4 separate regions of the Homo sapiens genome follow, and regions 1, 2 and 3 are each linked to region 4. A link is a loop called in an ENCODE intact Hi-C map of the cell type or tissue named here. Cell type or tissue: Caco-2. All regions are shown on one strand. Each heading gives the region's core, and the rest is flanking DNA. Links, peaks and the distances in the headings are about the cores only.

What was found. A loop is a pair of places that touch in the nucleus more often than their neighbours do. Peaks named below come from ENCODE experiments on the same cell type or tissue, not always from the same donor. Only the 100,000 strongest peaks of a DNase experiment are listed, where the experiment ranks them.
Region 1: a loop joins it to region 4, with 6 times the contacts of the local background. A loop is called at or near these places in 4 of 110 quality-filtered maps.
Region 2: a loop joins it to region 4, with 8 times the contacts of the local background. A loop is called at or near these places in 3 of 110 quality-filtered maps.
Region 3: a loop joins it to region 4, with 8 times the contacts of the local background. A loop is called at or near these places in 3 of 110 quality-filtered maps.

Annotation. Positions count from the first base shown.
Region 1 is chr11:3,607,784-3,612,314 of GRCh38, forward strand. It overlaps the pseudogene XNDC1CP. Among named protein-coding and RNA genes, the nearest start is that of ART5, 32 kb to the right of the region's middle. In Caco-2, for the core only: a CTCF peak has its summit at 2,076 (motif pointing left); a DNase peak (open chromatin) is centred at 2,104.
Region 2 is chr11:3,578,970-3,583,500 of GRCh38, forward strand. It overlaps the pseudogene LOC107987159. Among named protein-coding and RNA genes, the nearest start is that of ART5, 61 kb to the right of the region's middle. RefSeq lists a silencer at 2,157-2,426 and an enhancer at 4,412-4,531. In Caco-2, for the core only: a CTCF peak has its summit at 2,345 (motif pointing left); DNase peaks (open chromatin) are centred at 2,089 and 2,402; H3K4me3 peaks cover 1,043 bases.
Region 3 is chr11:3,562,246-3,566,776 of GRCh38, forward strand. The region is part of intron 1 of LOC101927708 (a long non-coding RNA gene); the gene reads right to left. It also overlaps the pseudogene LOC107987159. Among named protein-coding and RNA genes, the nearest start is that of ART5, 77 kb to the right of the region's middle. In Caco-2, for the core only: a CTCF peak has its summit at 2,358; no DNase peak of the experiment used is centred there.
Region 4 is chr11:3,474,210-3,478,740 of GRCh38, forward strand. LOC105376526 (a long non-coding RNA gene) reads right to left here and starts at 2,864. Exons shown (of 2, transcript NR_169525.1): 1 at 2,734-2,864; 2 at 1-2,164. It also overlaps the pseudogene ENPP7P15. In Caco-2, for the core only: CTCF peaks have their summits at 2,225 and 3,182 (motif pointing right); DNase peaks (open chromatin) are centred at 2,922 and 3,482; H3K4me3 peaks cover 360 bases.

The sequences.
Region 1 (4,531 bases), core at 798-3,297, 130 kb after region 4:
TTCAGCAAGAGACAGATGGTACATGTAAGCTGGGATTACAGATGGATGGCACTCAGTTTTATAATTTAGGGTGCCTAAAACGTCATAGACTTTTTTTCTAATGAGTCATTCTAATTGGTATGTTATAGTGAAAGCAAAACATAGGGCTTTTAACTCTGTGAAATGGGGTTATTATGATCACCAGTTTTCTAGTAAGAAAAGCACAGAGAAATTTAGTGGGGTGACCCAGGTCACACTGCCAAATAAGTCTTGGAGCGGATTTGAACCTAGGCCACTTGATTCCAACTAACCGTTGCTCAGAAGCTAATAATGAATCATTTCCTAATAATTAATTTCCTGATAATCTCACTTAGAGTTAAGGTTAAAATAAACTATCTCTACACACCTATCTAGTTACCCTTTCTAGTAGCATTCACTGTAACATTCATGAGACAAGGTAAAGAAAAATGAAAAACCTGGAAAATTAAAGAAAAGATTTCAGGATTATTGCTAGGTCCAAGAAAAGATTGTAATGGTAATTAGAAAATATTAAAGAGTTAATGAGAATAAAAATACTACTCAAGCTTGTAGAATGAAGCCAAAGTTATGCTTTACAAGAAAGACATTTACCTTTAAAATAACCTGTGATAGAAGAATCAGAGTTGAAAATTAAAGACAAAAATTTTTTAAGATAAGGGGAAAAAGGAAATTTCAATAAATAAAAAAGGAAAAAGGAATTAGGGGGCCAGGTGCAGTAGCTCATGCCTGTAATCCCAGCACTTTGGGAGGCTGAAGCAGGCAGATGACTTGAGGCCAGGAGTTCAAGACCAGTCTGGCCAACATGGCAAAACCCTGTCTCTACTAAAAATACAAAAATTAGTTGGCTGTGGTGGTGCACGCCTGTAATCCTAGCTACTCAGGAGGCTGAGGCACGAGAATCGCTTGAACCTGAGAGGCGGAGGTTGTAGTGAGCTGAGATCATGCCACTGCACTCCATTCTAGATGGCAGAGTGTGACTGTGTCTCAAAAAAAAAAAAATTAGGGGCCGGGTGCAATGCAATGGCACATGCCTGTAATCTCAGTGGTTTGGGAGGCCGAGGAGGGACAATCGCTTGAGCCCAAGAGTTTGAGACCAGCCCGTGCAACATAGTGAGAACTTGTCTCTACAAAAAATTGTTTTTAATTAGCTGGGCATGGTGGTGTGAGCCTATGGTCCCAGCTGCTCAAGAGGCTGAGGTGAGAGGATTGCTTGAGCCCCAGAGTTCAAGGCTACAGTGAGCCATGATCCTGCCACTGCATCCCAGCCTGGGTAGGGCAAGACCCCATTTTTTTTTCTTCTTTTTATTTGAGACAGGGTCTCACTCTGGTCACCTGGCTGGAGTGCAGTGGTGCAGTCGCAGCTCACTGCATGCAGCCTTGGCTTCTGAAGCCCAAGCAGTCCTCCCACCTCAGCACCTCAGCCTCCCAAGTAGCTAGGACCACAGACATGCACTACCACGCCTGGCTAATTTTTTTGTTTTTGTATAGACAGGTTCTCACTATGTTGCTCAGGCTGGTCTCAAACTCCTGGGCTCTAGCAATCCTCCCACCTTGGCCTCCTAAAGTGCTGAGATTACAGCCACAAATCGCTGTACCCAGGGTGAGACCCCATCTCTTTTTTAAAAAGTAGGGGTATAATCACAGATAAATTGAATTTTGACAAAGAATTAAGAAGCCAGCATACTACGATATAAATAAAATCTCTATGCAGAAATTATCTTGGGAGATTATTGCACATAGACATTTCTGGAGCAAGGAGGTTATAAAATGCCTGTGATAGTTAGATATGGTGGCTAATGCTCTCTCTGCACGATATCTATATGTATATATATACACACACCTCTTTGTAGATGGCTAGAAACTGTGGCTAAAACTGGTAGGTTTTTAGTTGTAAGTTAACAAAACTGTTCACAAAATAAATCATACTAAAAACTTAACAATATTATTAGATAATATTTAGAAGGAAATAATGAAATAAATGTCCCCAAAAAGTTCAGTCATTTAAGAGTAGTTTGATAGTTTGAGTAGGCCCTGGCACTAGGTAGCAGTGTCCCCTGGTGGTGAATCTTGGTATTTCATATCTCTCCATCGTTTTTCCTCAGGGTTCTTCTGATGCTGAGGAGTCTGGTCCTAGCCCCTGGCTAGCTAATCCTTCCAGCCGGAGGACATTCTTCCCACATCCCCGTACGTATGTACCTGACAGAGTGGAAGTCTCCCAGCCACCTCTGAGATCTTTCTCCTGGAAAAGAAATGCTATCAAGTCACTGACAAGCACACAAGACCAGCCTGTGTTCACCAAATTAATCACGTACTCTAGGCCTAACCCTATCTGTATATTAAACTAGCTTTCTTGCTTAGATGCCATTGACTTGAGTAAGCAGAATAAGATCTATATTTCAAGTGGAACCAAGTACTCTCTGTTTCCCTGCAGGGACACCAAGGAAATTTCAGAGCTCAGGAATATCCTAACACAGTTGCAGCCAGGGACTCTGGGGCGTTCAGCCCACATGGTGCTTTCTGCTGCCCACAGGGTGCCTCCAGTCAGTGTGGCAAGCCCAAAGAACAACCATGCAGAACCAGGTTCCAGTCATCCAGACAGGGCAGGTGAGTTCACACGACCTGTTCCTTCCTGTCCCTAGCAGTGCCCTTCCTCCCTGAATCTACCATTGCTCTGCAGGGATGGCTCACAAGTGGGACTTCATGTGGTAGAACAGATAATTGTTGGTGTCTTGTTACCAGAAGACAAATCAAATATTGTACAGTAATTGAAAAAGCACTGGCCTAGGAATCAGGAATCCTTATCTCTTTGGGCCTCAGCTGTCTACCACATAAGAAAAGACGTAGTTTATTATTTTAAGAAAAAGAGACTAGAAGGGAACTCATAATTTTTGGGCACCTACTATAGGCTGGGCCCTGGAGCTATGAAAGCACTTTAAAATATATTAAATGCTGTACAAAGTGTTTCATAAATTCAGAATAACCAGACAAATGGAGGTTGATGGTTTTTATTATCACTCGTTTGACAGATATTTATTAAACATCGTTTGTGCCAGGCTCTGTGCTAGGGATACCGTAATAAATAGCAATGCTCCTTCCCTAGTGGAGAAACACATGTCAGTGTCACACAGATAAATTTAAATCTTCAAACTGTGATGAGTACTGTCAAGGAAAAGTATAATTGGAGGACTAGATTTAGATTAGAGAATCCAGGAAAAGTGCCTCATAGGAATTAGCATTTCATCTAAGACTTGAAGAGTGAGAAAGGCACACTCTTTGCCTCCAGGCAAAGAGGGTAGAAAGAATATTCTTAGAGGAAGGAACATCATATGTGAAGACTGCTTTGTTAAAGAGCTGTATTTAACGAGCATTTCTAATACAGATCCCAGAGCAGAGGAGCAAAACTCTGAGAATGACGCACGCAGGATGAAAAGAAGGAAAGTGCAGCACCAAAGGTAAGTAGATCAATATGAAAGACCCAAATCACCTCCCCAAACCTTATTGCCCTTTTGCAGCTGTCCTTCCCCCCAATCTTGTTTCATTAAAGGTCAGAGAGTATCCTTGTGTCTGGGTTTAACCTGTGGGTCTAGACCTAAGGGCAGTGAAGAAAAGATATCCTTGTCCACATGTTGTCAGGTTTGGAACTAGGCAAACAGGCAGTCCTGTAGTGAACCAGAATCTGAAGATGAGTGTGCTGTATTTCACGGGCTTCATCAAAATCTAAATCTTTGGCCGGGCGCAGTGGCTCACGCCTGTAATCCCAGTACTTTGGAAGGCCGAGGTGGGCGGATCACCTGAGGTCGGGAGTTCAAGACCAGCCTGGCCAACAAGGCAAAACCTTGTCTCTACTAAAAATACAAAAATTAGTTGAGTGTGTCGGCACACGACTGTAATCCCAGCTACTAGGGAGGCTGAGGCAGGAGAATCACTTGAACCCAGGAGGCGGAGGTTGCAGTGAGCCGAGATCGCGCCATTGTACTCCAGCCTGGGCAACAAGAGTGAAACTCTGTCTCAAAAAAAAAAAAAAAAAAAAAAAATCTAAATCTTTTCTGCTTCAAAGGACACTGTCAAGAAAGTAAAAGACAACCCATAGAATATGGAAGAAAGTATTTGCATATCATATATTCAGTAAGGCTCTTTTATCTAAAATACATAAAGAACCTTTACAAGTCAACAATAGAAAGATATCCTAATTTTTAGAATGGACAAAGAATCTGAATAGAATTTTCTCCAAAGAAGATATATAAATGGCTATTAAGCACATAGAAGATGCTCAACATCATTAGCCATCAGAGAAATGCCAATCAAAAGCCACAATGATTATTTCACACTGACTAGGATGGCTGTAATAAAAAAGATGGACAGTAACAAGTGTTGGCGAAGATATGGAGAAATTGGAACTCTCATACATATTGCCAGTGGGAATGTAAAATAGTGCAACTGATTGGAAAACAGTTTGGCAGTTTCTCAAAATGTTTATATAGAGTTACCATATGACCTAGCAGTTCAGCTCCTA
Region 2 (4,531 bases), core at 1,142-3,641, 100 kb after region 4:
CACAGCTCACTGCAGCCCGACCTTCCAGGCTCTCGCAATCCTACCACCTCAGCCTCCCAAGTACTTGGGACTACAGGCACACACCACCATAACTGGCTGTTTTTTTTTTTTTTTTTTGTAGATATGAGGCTTCACTATGTTGCCCAGCTGGTCTTAAACTCCTGGGCTGAAGCGATCCTCCCCTTTCGGCCTCTCAAAGTGCTGGGATTATTGGCTTAAGCCACCATGCCCAGCCAAGAACTTTGTCTCTTGTGATGCACCCCAGAACAAAACATCACTGCAAAAACACACCAAGGCATGAGTTTCAGTCCTAATTCCCATTTATCCACCATACACTATGTGCCAGGCACAACGCTAAGTGCTTCTATGGATGAGCTTCCCTTAATCTCAGCAGTAACAACCCCAGGCAATGGGGCCTGTTGACAGATCCATTTGCCACCGAAGACAGTAAGGCTCAGAGAGGGTAAGTGGCTTGTGCCATGTCAGCCAGCTAAGGAGGGGCAGAACCAGGATGCAAACCCCAGCTGCCTGGCTCCAGACTCGGGTTCCCAAGGTCCCACTACACTTGGTCACTCCACTGCATTCTGGTATCCTGGTCTTTGGCAGAGTCCACGTAAAAGAAGGAGGTAGAGGGAGTGAGAGGGACTTCATGCAATAAAGTTTCCCGGCGTTACACTGCCATCGTAATTGTGTCCCCGACCAGGACCTCTCCCTTCTCATCCTTTCCGTGATCAGCCCTGGAAAACCTTCCAAAGAACTGTCCTCCTTCTCCCGGGATCTCAGAGAAAATTCGCCTGAGTTCAGTGTCCACGTGACCCAAGCTCTGAATGCGGTAACGTGCACGGAGAGATAAGGATGTCACCATGAGCAAGCCTCCCAGACAGCATCAAGGAGCAACCCCAAGACTGGGCAGGGTGGGCTCTAATGCCGCCCACGGCGAGGAGGGCTGCCCGTGCTGCCTAAATGGGTTCAGAATGAAGGCCGCTCTCTCGCCCATGTGGGGCTCATTAACCACGAATCCAATTATTAAGACAAGCTCAGCTGAGCAAATGGTCAAACAAAAAAACATGTGGAAGGAACAAACAGGTCAACCCCAATATCCATCAAAAACCATCAAGGTGGCGGCCCTCACTGAGGGGTACAGCTCTCCAGTGGGCTCTCATCTGCCCTCCAAACCCATGTGCCTCCTCAGTGGAAGGCCAGCAAAGCCACACAGGAAGAGCTGGGGTAGGAAAGCAGAAAGTGAACCCCAGGAGGCCAGGCTGGCCACGGAGCCCCATCGCACACACACAAGCCCGGTGACTCAGGGGCTCACGTGTGCACGACACCGGGAGCTCACAGGGACAGCGCCCCGGGGGATGCAAGGAACTTTGCCTCTCTGTCCCTCTCTGTAGGGATGGAAAGAGGAGAGCGATTTCTGGGATGGAAGCCATCTGCCTCCTCTCAACTCTCGCTGCCCAACCAGAAAGGGAAGAAAAACAGGAAGATGCGGGACAGGTGAGGAGCTGGGTGAGCGCCGCCAGCCCGCAGTCCAGCAGAGCAGGGCTTGGCCAAGCCTGGCGCCAGGGACTTCCCCCCTACCCCCACCACAGGCCCCTCGCCAGGTGAGAGGCACCGGCAGAGTCCCAGACAGATGCCCCAGACAGGATGCCCGGCGCAACCCCCGCCCCTTCCCCTGCTAGGGGCCCCCAGGACGCGGGGCTCCCCCTCCCCTTTTGGCCAGCCGCAGAGTCCAGCGCGTCTCCCGGCCAGGGACGTCGTGGGAGAATCAGGAAGTCGAAGCCACACAGCCGAGAAGGGGCAGCTGGCGTCTCGGAGGCCGTCACGAGCTGTCACTCCGCGCCCGCCTGAGTTGCCGCTCAATTACCAACTTCAACCCGGGGCCGGCCACGGAGCCTCCCGCCGCCCCTACCCTGCGCCCCCGGGACCCCCGGACCCCAGCGCCCGCGTCACTTACTCCTCTGCCGTCGCCACCTGTCTGGGTGCCGGTCTCCTTCCTGCCCGGCCGCGGCGCGTCCTCCCCGTCCTCGGGCTGTGCGCTTCCCCCCTCCAGCAACAGCCGCAGCCTCTTCTCCTCGGGAGGGACGTCGTCCTCCTCCCTCCTGGGCCGGCCATCCCTGCCTCGGGGCTTGCCAGTGGCTTCGGAGCTGCCGGAAGGGCTGGCCATGGCTCCGGGGGTTCTGCCTGCACCTGGGGAAGAGGAAGGACCCGGCGCGAGCGGCCTCTCGGCGGAGCTGGGGCGTCTGAGCGCGGGCTCGGTGGGTCCGCGCGGCGCGGAGCTGGGCATCGGGGCGGGCGCTGGCTCCTCCGCGGGCCGCTCCTGGCTCTCTGGCGCCCTCTGCTGGCCGCTCGCGCGCACCGCGGACACGCCGGGCCCTGGCCTGCGCTGCGCTCACCTGCCCCGGCCCAAGCGGTCGCTGTCCCCTGCCTGTGGCCATACCCGCTCTGACCAGGCCCTGCCCCTCCTCCCCGCTGCAGCCAGGTTGCACCCCGATGGTCTCCCTCCCCAAGGAGGAGAGAAGAGAAGGGAAGCCCCGAGAGGGTGGACATCGGCCACAGCCACCTTGTCTTTGCTCTTACCCTGTGTCTTCCATGATTTGGAGGTGGTGGGAAAACCGAGGCTGCTCCAAACTCGTGGAGAATTCCGCCTGCAGGATGACACGAATGCACCTTCTCTTTGCTACCAACAGATCTTTTTTGAGCATCACTGTGGACCAGGCGTGGTGATGGGGGAGGGGATATTGTGGTGAACATGACAGGCATTGCCTTCACCCAGTGGGGCTCAGCGCTGGGTGAGAAGGCATTGAGAATGGACATTGTCAATTGGGCAAAAGGAGGCCACGAAGAAGTGTTGGGTGCATGGGAACTGAAAAAGACAGGAGGCTCAGCAGGTCTTGGAGCTGGGAGAGGGACAGCAGCAGCGGCTGTTCCAAAGGAAGTAAAAGTTGAGAGAGGTCTCAAAGAGTTGTTCTCAGCCCAGTGGAGGGTGTTCAGGCAGAGGGAACAGCGTGTGCAAAAGCCCAGGGGCTGGGAAAGAAGCAGAAAGAGGACTGTGGGGCTGGAGCATGGAGGGCGAGGGGAGAGAGGTGTGGTGGGCACACAGATTGCCTGGGACCCAGCCGTGCAGGGGCAGAGGAGATAGGGGATCCTTGCAGACCCCCAGCCGGGGCTGAAGCACAGAGACAATGCAGGTGGGCAAAGGGAGGAGACGTGGAGAAATATTTTGGAGGCATGCCCTGATGAATGAGCCTAGGATGCACCCTTAGTGTCAGTGTGGAGCTCCTTCCCTGGCTGTGTGATGAGCTGAACTCGGGGGTATTTTCTGGACATTGAGGTGCTACACCCAGAGTCCAGGACAGGCTAAGTGAGCACCAGCAGCTCCTGGCCTACCTCAAAAGCAGGAGAGACAGGGGAGACTGGGAAGGCTGGCGTGGAAGGGGAAGCCAGGAAGGCAGGAGAGGCCAGGGAAGCAGAGGAGGCCAGGGAGGCAGTGGAGGCAGGAGAGGCTGGGGAGGCTGTGTCCTTTCCATGATTCTGCCCAGGATCCTAGGCCCCTCTACTCCCTGAGCTTCCCCACCCCAAGCGCTGGAAACATGTTGCACAATGGTCTCCCCACTAAGCTCCTGATGGCGGCCCCTACCCTGCTGTGCTCCCTATTTCAACCCTAACAGCTCTCACAGTGGGCAGCACATAGTAGGTGCTCAGGAAACACTGGTGGGAGAGCACATGGGTGTGCTCAGCACCTTCTTCTCTCCTCCAGCTCTCCCCTGTCATGAAATAATTCTGATAACGACACATGGACTTTGAGACACTCTTCTATTACTTGCCATATGCTAATCCATCTATACCTCACAGCAGCCCTGGGGGTGGGTGCAATGAGGATGCCCATTTTACAGAGGAAGAGACCGAGGTATAAAGAGGGTAATTGAAATAGGCACACTACAGGGGCTGGGGCCAAGTGATCAGAGCACTCAATCCCCAAAGGCAAGGTGGACGCAGTTACCATAAAAGACAGCAGAGTCAAAGCTGCAACCAGAATTGCCTGACTCGCAGAGACCTATGGTGCCTGCTGATCGTGGCATTCCTAGAAGTGAAATAGATAAGAAGCCTGCCACATTTTTACTGGATCTGTGTTTGCAGAAGAGTTCTAGGTCAGGTGAGCAGAAGTCTAATCTGAATCATAAAAACAGAGTCACAGTCCCCAGTCAATTCCCAGACATAAGCCAGTTCACAGACCCGGAGTCCCTTGTCTGAATGGGAAGCCAGGTCCCCTCCAGAAAGGACTCTGCTCCACTGCCAAAAATTTATACTGTCAATCTTTCTCCCAGCCTGCCCCCAAGGGAATACACAGCCTTTTACCAGGATGACTGAACAGGAGAAAAGGAACTAATGAGACCTGTGCAGGATCACTGGACACAGGCTCTGAACTGGCACTAGGCTGAGACTAGGGTCTACCAGTCAGAATAGGCATTTTGGAGGTCAGGTGAATGTTGGTACAACTTCATGTCATGGTAGATCCATTGGGTCCCCA
Region 3 (4,531 bases), core at 1,390-3,889, 88 kb after region 4:
GCTTTTGCAAACATAGGTCCTAGCTGAGACCCTAATCATCAGACTGGGAGTCACTGGGAGTGAGCTCCAGGAATTGGTGTATTTAATAAGCATCCACACACACACATGATTCTGATGTTCCTATGGGTTGTAGAAACATGGAACTATGGAAAACACTAAAAAAAGGCACTAAAAGAAACCTATAAATATTCACTGCCATCCCAGTCATCATGAGGATGCTCCACGTCCACTATTTACAATACTTAGAATAACCTGCAAGGGAAGCATTCATTCGTGACGATAGGTTTTATCGGGAACAGAACCAGCCCTGGGAATGCTTGAACCTGCACTGAAGGTCACCCCCTCCTCCCCACAGGAGGGGGCTAACATTAAGGAGCAGGGGCCAGATGGGAAATGGAGTGTCCTTTTATTATGAGACCACAGTGAGACTCTTTTTTTTTTTTCCAGAGTCTCGTTCTTGCCACCCAGGCTGGCTTGCAGTGGTACAATCTCAGCTCACTGCAACTTCCGCCTCCCGGGTTCAAGCAATTCTCATGCCTCAGCCTCCCGAGTAGCTGCGACTATAGGCGCCTGCCACCACGCCTGGCTAATTTTTGTATTTTTAATAGAGACAGGGTTTCACCATGTTGGTCAGGATGGTCTTGATCTCTTGACCTCATGATCCACCTACCTTGGCTTCCCAAAGTACTGGGATTACAGGTGTGAGCCACCACGCCTAGCCTGAGACTTTCAAGTACAGCCACAATGGACCACAGAGCTTAGACATCAGGGCTAACATGGAATCTCTGTCATTAAATCTTGAGATCTTATTATCTTTGCTCAAAGAAAAAAAAATCAGAATTGACATTTTGAGGACAAGACATCTGAATGTAAACTTGACCTTAGAGGATATTAAGGAATTACTGGTAATTTGATTAGGTATGACAATGATCATATAAAAAATGCCCTCATGTTTTTAGAGGGAAAGTAAATTATGTAGGGGTGAATATCAGGATGCAATTACATAACTACTGTAAACTATTTTTTAAATACTTCAGAAAAACAAATGGAGTCAATATTGCAAACGTTAATCGTTTTTAAACCTATGTGATGGGTATATGATAGCTTATTAAACTAGTCTCTCTACTTTTATGTATATTGAAAATTTTTCATAATAATAATAATAATAAAAACCTTGGCCAGGCACAGCAGCTCATGCCTGTAATTCTGGCACTTTGGGAGGCCGAGGTGGATGGAGGACTGCTTGAGCCCAGGAGTTTGAGACCAGCCTAGGCAACCTGGTGAAACCTCATCTCTACAAAAAATAGACAAATTAGTCAGGCATGGTGGTGTGCACCTGCAGTCCCAGCTACTCAGGAGGCTGAGGTGGGAGGATCACCTGAGCCCAGAAGGTCAAGGCTGCAGTGAGCCAAGGTCATGCCACTGCACTCCAGCCTGGGTGACAGAACCTGTCTCAAACAAACAAACAAGCAAACAAAAACCCTCTTGATCCCATTTCCCAAAAAAATGATTTTTTTGAGATCTTACCATCTCCTGGCTTGGTGCAGAGTACAGGAAATCAAGACAAAGTATAGCACACAAGGAATAAGGAGGGGGGGAAGTGTGGGGGAGGCTGACACTGTGGACTCTCCCAGCTCAGTCGACCCATGCACCTTGCTTCATGGAAGAAAGGAATGGAAGATGAATCATGCCTTCAGCACACAGTGACCTTCCTCACTAGTAAATGTGCCTCCAAAAGTGTCCAAGAACTCAGCGCCAGAGCCAGACTGGCAGCATGAGAATCACCTGCAAGCTTTTGCAAACATAGGCCCCTACTGGGTTCAAATGTATTCATCTCTTGGAGAGGAGGAGAGAGGCAGAACAAGGAAAAGGATGGGAAGAAACCAGCCTTGTGCACAGGAGGATGCTGGGATTCCTCCTGCACATTTAGCGCAATGCAGCCTATTTTACAAGGTCACAGAAGCTCAGAGAGGTAAACCTGCCCAGGTTCTCGTAGATTGTAACTGGCAAAACCTGCCCAAATCTCTGTCTCTAGAGATATTTCCACTTGCTTCAACTCTGGAGCTGTCTTAGTTGTAAAGATGACAGATTCCACTCATCACTCACTTTTGTTTGCAGATATTGCCTAAGGTCCCTTGTGAATATTTAGGTCAGGGCTGTTTTTTTGAGTTTTTTGTTTGTTTGTTTCTTGGTTTTTTTACAAAGCAATCTTGTGGAAAGAACCCCAAGTGGCTCCCCATTTAAGACCCTGTAAACAGGGAGACCAGAGTCTGGAGTCCTGGTCTGGTTTCCACACCTTCATTAGATTTCCCTGTGTGTAAAATCCAACAACGATCTTTGACAAATTGCCTCCCCTAGGGGAGAGATGGAGGAAGTGTTAACTTTGCTGCTTTTTTTTTTTTTTTTTTTTTTTTCTGTTTTCAGACAGAGCCTCCCTCTGTCACCCAGGCTGGAGTGCAGTGGTGCCATCTCAGCTCACTGCAACCTCTGCCTCCTGAGCTCAAATGATTCTTGTGCCTCAGCCTCCTGAGTAGCTGGGACTACAAGCAGATGCCACCACACCTGGCTAATTTTTGTATTATTAGTAGAGATGGAGTTTCACATATTGGCCAGGCTGGCATCGAACTCCTGGTCTCAAGTGATCCGCCCCCTTCAGCCTCTCAAAGTGCTAGGACTACAGGCATGAGCCACCATGCCCAGCCACTTTGCCATTTTTTGTTAATAGACAGCTTCGAGGTCCAGTATGAGTTCACAGATTAGGAAACATCACAGGCAAAGAAGAACACTTTGCATTCAAATAGCAGAATGTTTTCATTTTCAAAGAGCTCTCACCTGCCATCTAATCTTGTCTTCCTAGCAGTCCTGGGAGAGAAGCAGATGTGGTTTCCAATCCCACTTTCCAGAAGAGGAGACTGAGGCAGAGGCTTTGCAGATACACAGAGGACATGTGAGGACAGGCGAAGGTCATGATCATTGTCAGCCCCCTTCCCCAACTTGACATTCCCAGATCTGGTGGACTTCCAGCCAGAGGAGACAGAAGGATTGGATCACTCAACTCTGCCATGGGTGCCAGGACCAAATTTTTCCCTGGCTGACTCGGTCACATCCTCTCTGGGATCTCCAACTACTACCGATCCCACAAGTCTTAGCTAAAACAGCAATTTAATAAGGAACTTTTTTTCTGAGGCTCCAGGATTGGGCCAGGCTCTCTCCATGGCTCTCTGCCCTTTCCCTACTGCAGAACTTAGCACCCGTATGTCACTATTGGTTCAAACATGTGCCTTTCGTATGCTCTCCACGTTATCTGCAGCATCTGCCAAGAATAATAATGAATGGTAAAACCTAATCTATTGAGTGTCGATGATGCACTTTTAACGTGACATCTTATTTAATCCTCACTATATCTGCAAGAGTAGAAGCTATTAATAGCCAATTTTCAGATAAGAAAATCAAAGCACAGTTTCTATAACTTACCCAGGTAGCTAGCTAGGAGGCAGCTCAGTTGGAGCCCAGGGAATCATATTCTAGAGACCGTGTTCTCAATTACTAGAGCAGGTACCTCCCCAGAATCTAGCAGGTGGTTAACGAGTCTTTGTGGAATAAATGAACAGAAGGGCAAGCAGATGGATGGATACATAGGTGGGTGGGTGGATAGATGGGTGGATGGAAAGATGGGTGGGCAGGCAGGTGGATGAATGAATGGATGGTTGAGTCGGTGAAGGGATGGCTGAGTGGGTGGAGAAATGGATGAGTGGGTGAGGGGGTGGCGGGATAAATGGATGGACGGGTGGGTGGATAGATGGGTAGATGAGTGAATGGGTGGATAGATGCATGGGTGAGTGGATGGATAGATGGGTTGGTGGGTGGGTAGGTGGATGACAGTTGGGTGCATAAGAGAGTGGGTTGGATAGATAGATGGGTGGGTGGGTGGATAGATGGGTAGGTGGGTGGATGGATGTATGCATGTCTGGATGGATGGATGGATGGATGGATGGAAGGAGGGGTGGACGGATGGATGGACAGATGAACAGATGGACTTGAGCATTTATTCGGGGTCCTCCACAGAATTGAGTGATTTCCAAAGGTGTCTCATCACCTGCAGGTGGGTGGGCAAAAGGGCTTGCCTCTGTAATACTCATGATTACGGGTAGTGCTCAGCCTTAGTTACCACTCTCAGACCACTTTATTGACTAGGAAAGTCAAAACTGGCATTGACAACTAATGCAAATTACAGCTATAACTAACAGAAGATGTTGAGTGATGACAGCTGGGCAACCAATAATCAATAACTTGGCTGTGTCATGTTGCTGTCATGCTGGACAGGTAGAGCCATGGGTTCCCTAATCCCTCCATCACATTGAGGATGCTTATCAAGACTTCCCCAACCATGGGGACAGGGATCTTATCAAATACTTGCAGTTCACCCCAAAAGGCTCACCCTCTTCGTTCCACCTGCACATGACCTTCAGCTCAAAGACATTTCCAGTCCTGCAGGTCAGCCCTTCTTCCAGCCTTTGAATTAACCCTGATG
Region 4 (4,531 bases), core at 1,208-3,707:
AGCAGCAAGCAAGCTCCTATCACTAGCAATACACCTACAATGAGGGTTTTAAATCCTGCTATAGCTGGAAACCATTTTTCAAATAAAGACTCAGGATTAAACTCGTGCCAAACCTGTACAGGCACATGTGCCACCTTTGTCATGTCCCTGACTATGTTTTTAACCACCTGTCCTTGATCATTTATTTGTAGGCAGCAATTGGTTAAGTTAAATTTTCCACAAACTCCTCCTTCAGCTACTAGCAAGTAGTCTAAGGCCAGTCTATTCTGATAGATAGCATTCCTCATTTGGGTTTCTTGCCAAGCTAAAACAGTCAAAGCTCTGCCAGTTTCATTAGTAATTATTTCTAAGATGGCCTGCAACCGTATGATCCAATTGAGCATGTAGATGGGGGTTCGGTATCCCCATGAGCCGTCTTGTGCCCATGTGGCAGGCCCATAATACTGAATGATCCTTTCAGGGGGCCACTCATTCTCCTTCCAGTTTCCTATAACTATGCCTTTCTTTTCTCGGGCGGCGTAGACAGGGAAACCTAGGAGCTCACCCGTTTTTATGGGTAATAAGAAAAAGGATGGCTTAATAGTGTCAATAACACAACTGCCTGCCCATTTATTAGGTAACCGAATGTAGGCTCTGTGCCTACATATCTAGTATAGTCCAGCGGGAACCGTCCAGTCCTGATGAGATTCTGGATGAGCCTAAGCAGTTTTTAATTTAGAAAATTTACTAAATGGATTCTTTTCAGTGTGGTTTAGGCCCTACTAAGTAATTGTCTGTATTGTGCTGTTATACAACTTCTGTCCTATACAATTAAGCTTTCCTACAGGGATGATAAAGTCTTTCCCTTCTCTAGCTCTACAGTATTGTCTAATAATTGAGGTTTTTAGGACCTAGAAGTTGCTAGCTTCGGCCTTCTGAACTGGAATTATATCAGGAGCTGGATCAGTAGGCACCAACTCTTGGGCTTCCCAAGGCCATCTGTCTCCGATAGTGGTTCCTCCGCGTACATAACAAGAAGTAACAGTTATGTAAGTAAGAAAATTACATTTTCTGCTAATTGGAGAAACAAATTTTTTGTCTTTTTCAGAAGTTCTGGTGCTGGCACATTCAGCTCCTCATAAAAGGTTTGAAATACTGGTTTGGGAGAGCACTTGTGGACCTCCCCTCTAATTACAATGGCAACTTGAGGGTTTAACCCTGTCCTATTGATCCCCAGGGTTACACGTTCTCCCTTTTTCCAACGGGGATCTAGGGGATTGGTAATTATTAGTTCTAGTGGGTTACAGTGACTGGCAGCACAGGAGGGGTTGGCTTCCCCCTTCTGAAGATAAACCGGTTCCTTTTTGTTCTTTTTTTAAGTAGCCTAAATAACACATGGCCAATAGGCACAATTTTTACAAACCCCTGACTCATGACAAACATATTTATTTTCTACTCTTTAGCTCCTTTCTCAGTTAAGAGAACCACATCCTATTTCTAGCTTTTTACTATTAATGGCTGCACAAGCATCAAATCTTAAAGTTATTTGCTTGGGAATTTCTTTTTCTTCTGTTCTAGTTATTATTTTACTTGTATCACCTAGGAAAAGGCCAGTTCTTATTCTTATTTCAAAAACGGTGGTTGCGGAGGGCTCAGATGGGTTATAACACGCATCAGGTCGGTCATTTCTCGGGCTACATACCTTGCACTGAGTGGCATTATACAAACAAGTTTCTTTTATTGTTTCCACACATTCATAATAACTATAGAACAGAAAGATTGTTTTAATTTGCTGTCCTACTTCGGTGACCTGATGAATACACTGGGAACAGTCCCCAGTTTGAGTAAGATCAGTTGAAGCCCTTACTGTATAAGTCCAAAATTTAAGAAAAATGAATCTCACGATGAGCTTCCTCAGGCTTCGGCCGTGCGTGGACCAGTCAGCTTCCGGGTGTGACTGGAGCAGGGCTTGTCGTCTTCTTCAGGGTCACTCTGAAAGGGTTGTCTGGGCTTGGTCTTGCCTCCCAGGTTTCACGCGCTGCAGGTTTTACATGGCTGTGGTGGATCCAGGCTGGGATTCCTTCTACCTTCACAGCGGTGGGAGGGCTCAGAACGACAGTCTGGGGTCCTTTCCACAGTGGACACAAAGAGGCTACGTTCCAGTTCTTGATCCACACTCGATCACCTGGGGAGAAAGGGTGAACTGGGGAGAATAAGCTAACAGGCCATTTACTCGGGCTGAGATTGTTTGTGTAATTTTTCCTAAGGCCTGTAGCTGTCGCTGTAACTCAATTTCACCTAACTCTCAGGGAGTGCCTGGAAGTCCCCGCAATATAGGAGGGGGCCTATGATATAATATTTCATAAGGGGAATATCCTGCTCTTTTAGAAGTGGTACATCTAATTTTAAATAATACCATAGGGAGAGCCTGTATCCATTTTAATCCTGTTTCCTGACATACTTTCCCTAAACTATTTTTGATAGTTTGATTCATTCGCTCCACCTTTCCGGAACTCTGAGGCCAGTAGGCAGCATGCAGTTTCCATGTGATCCGTAATATCTTTGCCGCCTTCTGTACTAAGTCAGCCACAAATGCCGGCCTGTTATCTGAGCCGATCCGTAAGGGCAGTTCAAATCTAGGAAGAAGATCTCGAAGAAGCACACGAGTTACTTCACGAGCTTTCTCAGTTCGTGTTGGATAAGCCTCCACCTACCCAGAGTAGGTACGCCCAAGAACTAGTAAATACTTGTTACCTCTACACTTTGACATCTCTGTGAAGTCCACCTGGAGATCTTCAAAGGGGGCTGCTCCATAAGCTTGTATGCCGGGTGGAACGGCTGGACATTGCCTAGCATTATGCTGTGGGCAGGTAACACACCACTGCGTCACCGTTTTGGCAAGAGCTGACAAATGCGAGATGTAGAAATACCGGCCTAACAACTTTTCAATTGACTCCTGACCTCGATGGGTGGTTTCATGCACAGCCAGTACAACTGCAGCTCCTAGCAGCTGTGGCGCATCTTCTCTCCCTTCCGGTAACCGAATCCATCCTTCCTCCATCACTTGTCCTCTCTCTGCCTGGAGGAAGTCCTTTTCTTCTTTAGAATAAGTAGGTACAAGATCAGGTGCTTGAGGGAGCATGGGGGCTGTGACTGATGCCCGGAAGGGGGCAGACGCTGCTTTTCGAGCCTCTAAGTCAGCGGGGGAATTCCCTAAACCCAGCAAGGTGGAAGCTCGCTGCTGTCCCCTGCAATGCATAACTGCCACCTTGTGGGGTCTCCATATGGCTTTTAACAATTGCAAGATTTCTTGTTGATATTTTATGTCTTTTCCCCCAGAGTTCAATAGGCCCTTTTCTTTATATAATGCTCCACGCACTTGAAGGGTTGAAAAGGCATATTGAGAGTCAGTGTAAATGTTGACATTCTTAGCTTCACTGAGTTCTCAGGCCCGAATGAAAGCAATGACTTCAGCTTTCTGAGCTGAAGTGCCCTGGGGCAATGATCTGGCTTCAGCAACAGTGTCCAGAGTTACCACCGCATATCTTGCACATCTCTCTCCTTGTGGGTTGATGAAGCTGCTCCCAGCCACGTATAGTTCCTAGTCTACTGGTGCCTAAGGCTGGTCCTGGAGGTTAGGTCTGCTAGAGTAAACTGAGCCCAACACTTCTACACAGTCATGCTCGACAGGGCTCTCTGATACTGGGAGCAAGGTAGCGGGGTTCAGCGTGCTACAAACTTCAGTGGTTATACGGGGATTTTCACAGAGCAAACTTTAGGACTTAGTGAGTCTAGCATTCATTAGCCAATGATGTCCTTTAGTATTCATTAAAGTCACCACAGCACGGGAGGCCTTTATGTTCAGGTTTTGCCCAAGAGTCAGCTTATCTGCTTCTTGTACTAGCAGGGCAGTTGCTGCCAAGGCCCTCAAACACGGGGGCCATCCTTTAGAAACCCCGTCTAGTTGTTTAGAGAGGAAGGCCACCGGCCTCAGCCAGGGCCCCACAGTTTGGGTTAAAACTCCAACTGCTATCTTTTCTCTCTCTGACACATACGATGGAAAAGGCTTTGTTAGATCGAGTAGCTCCAGGGCTGGGGCTGACATAAGTTTTTCCTTTAACTCATGAAAGGCTTGCTGTTGCTGGGATCCCCATTCAAAACGTTCCCTGTCCCCCCCCCCACCCCTTTGTGACCTCATACAAAGGCTTGGCTTATACTGCAAAGTTTGGGATCTTCAGTCTGCTAAACCCAACAGCCCATAAGAATTCTCTCACCTGCCTTCTTGTCTTAGGCTCCGGTAGATTTCAAATGACCTGCTTTCTTTCTGATCCTAGGCTGCTCTCCCCCTTTTGGATAGTAAATCCTAAGTAATGTACCTGCTGTCGTCAGATCTAAGCTTTTTTCTTGGACATCTTATACCCACAGTCCTCCAGGTGCCGGAGTAGAGCATCTGTTCCCTTGGCGCACCTGACTGCCGTGGGGTGTCCCAGCAAAAGATCATCAATGTACTGGAGCAACACGCAGTCTACGTCTCTGGTGGGAAACTTCTGGA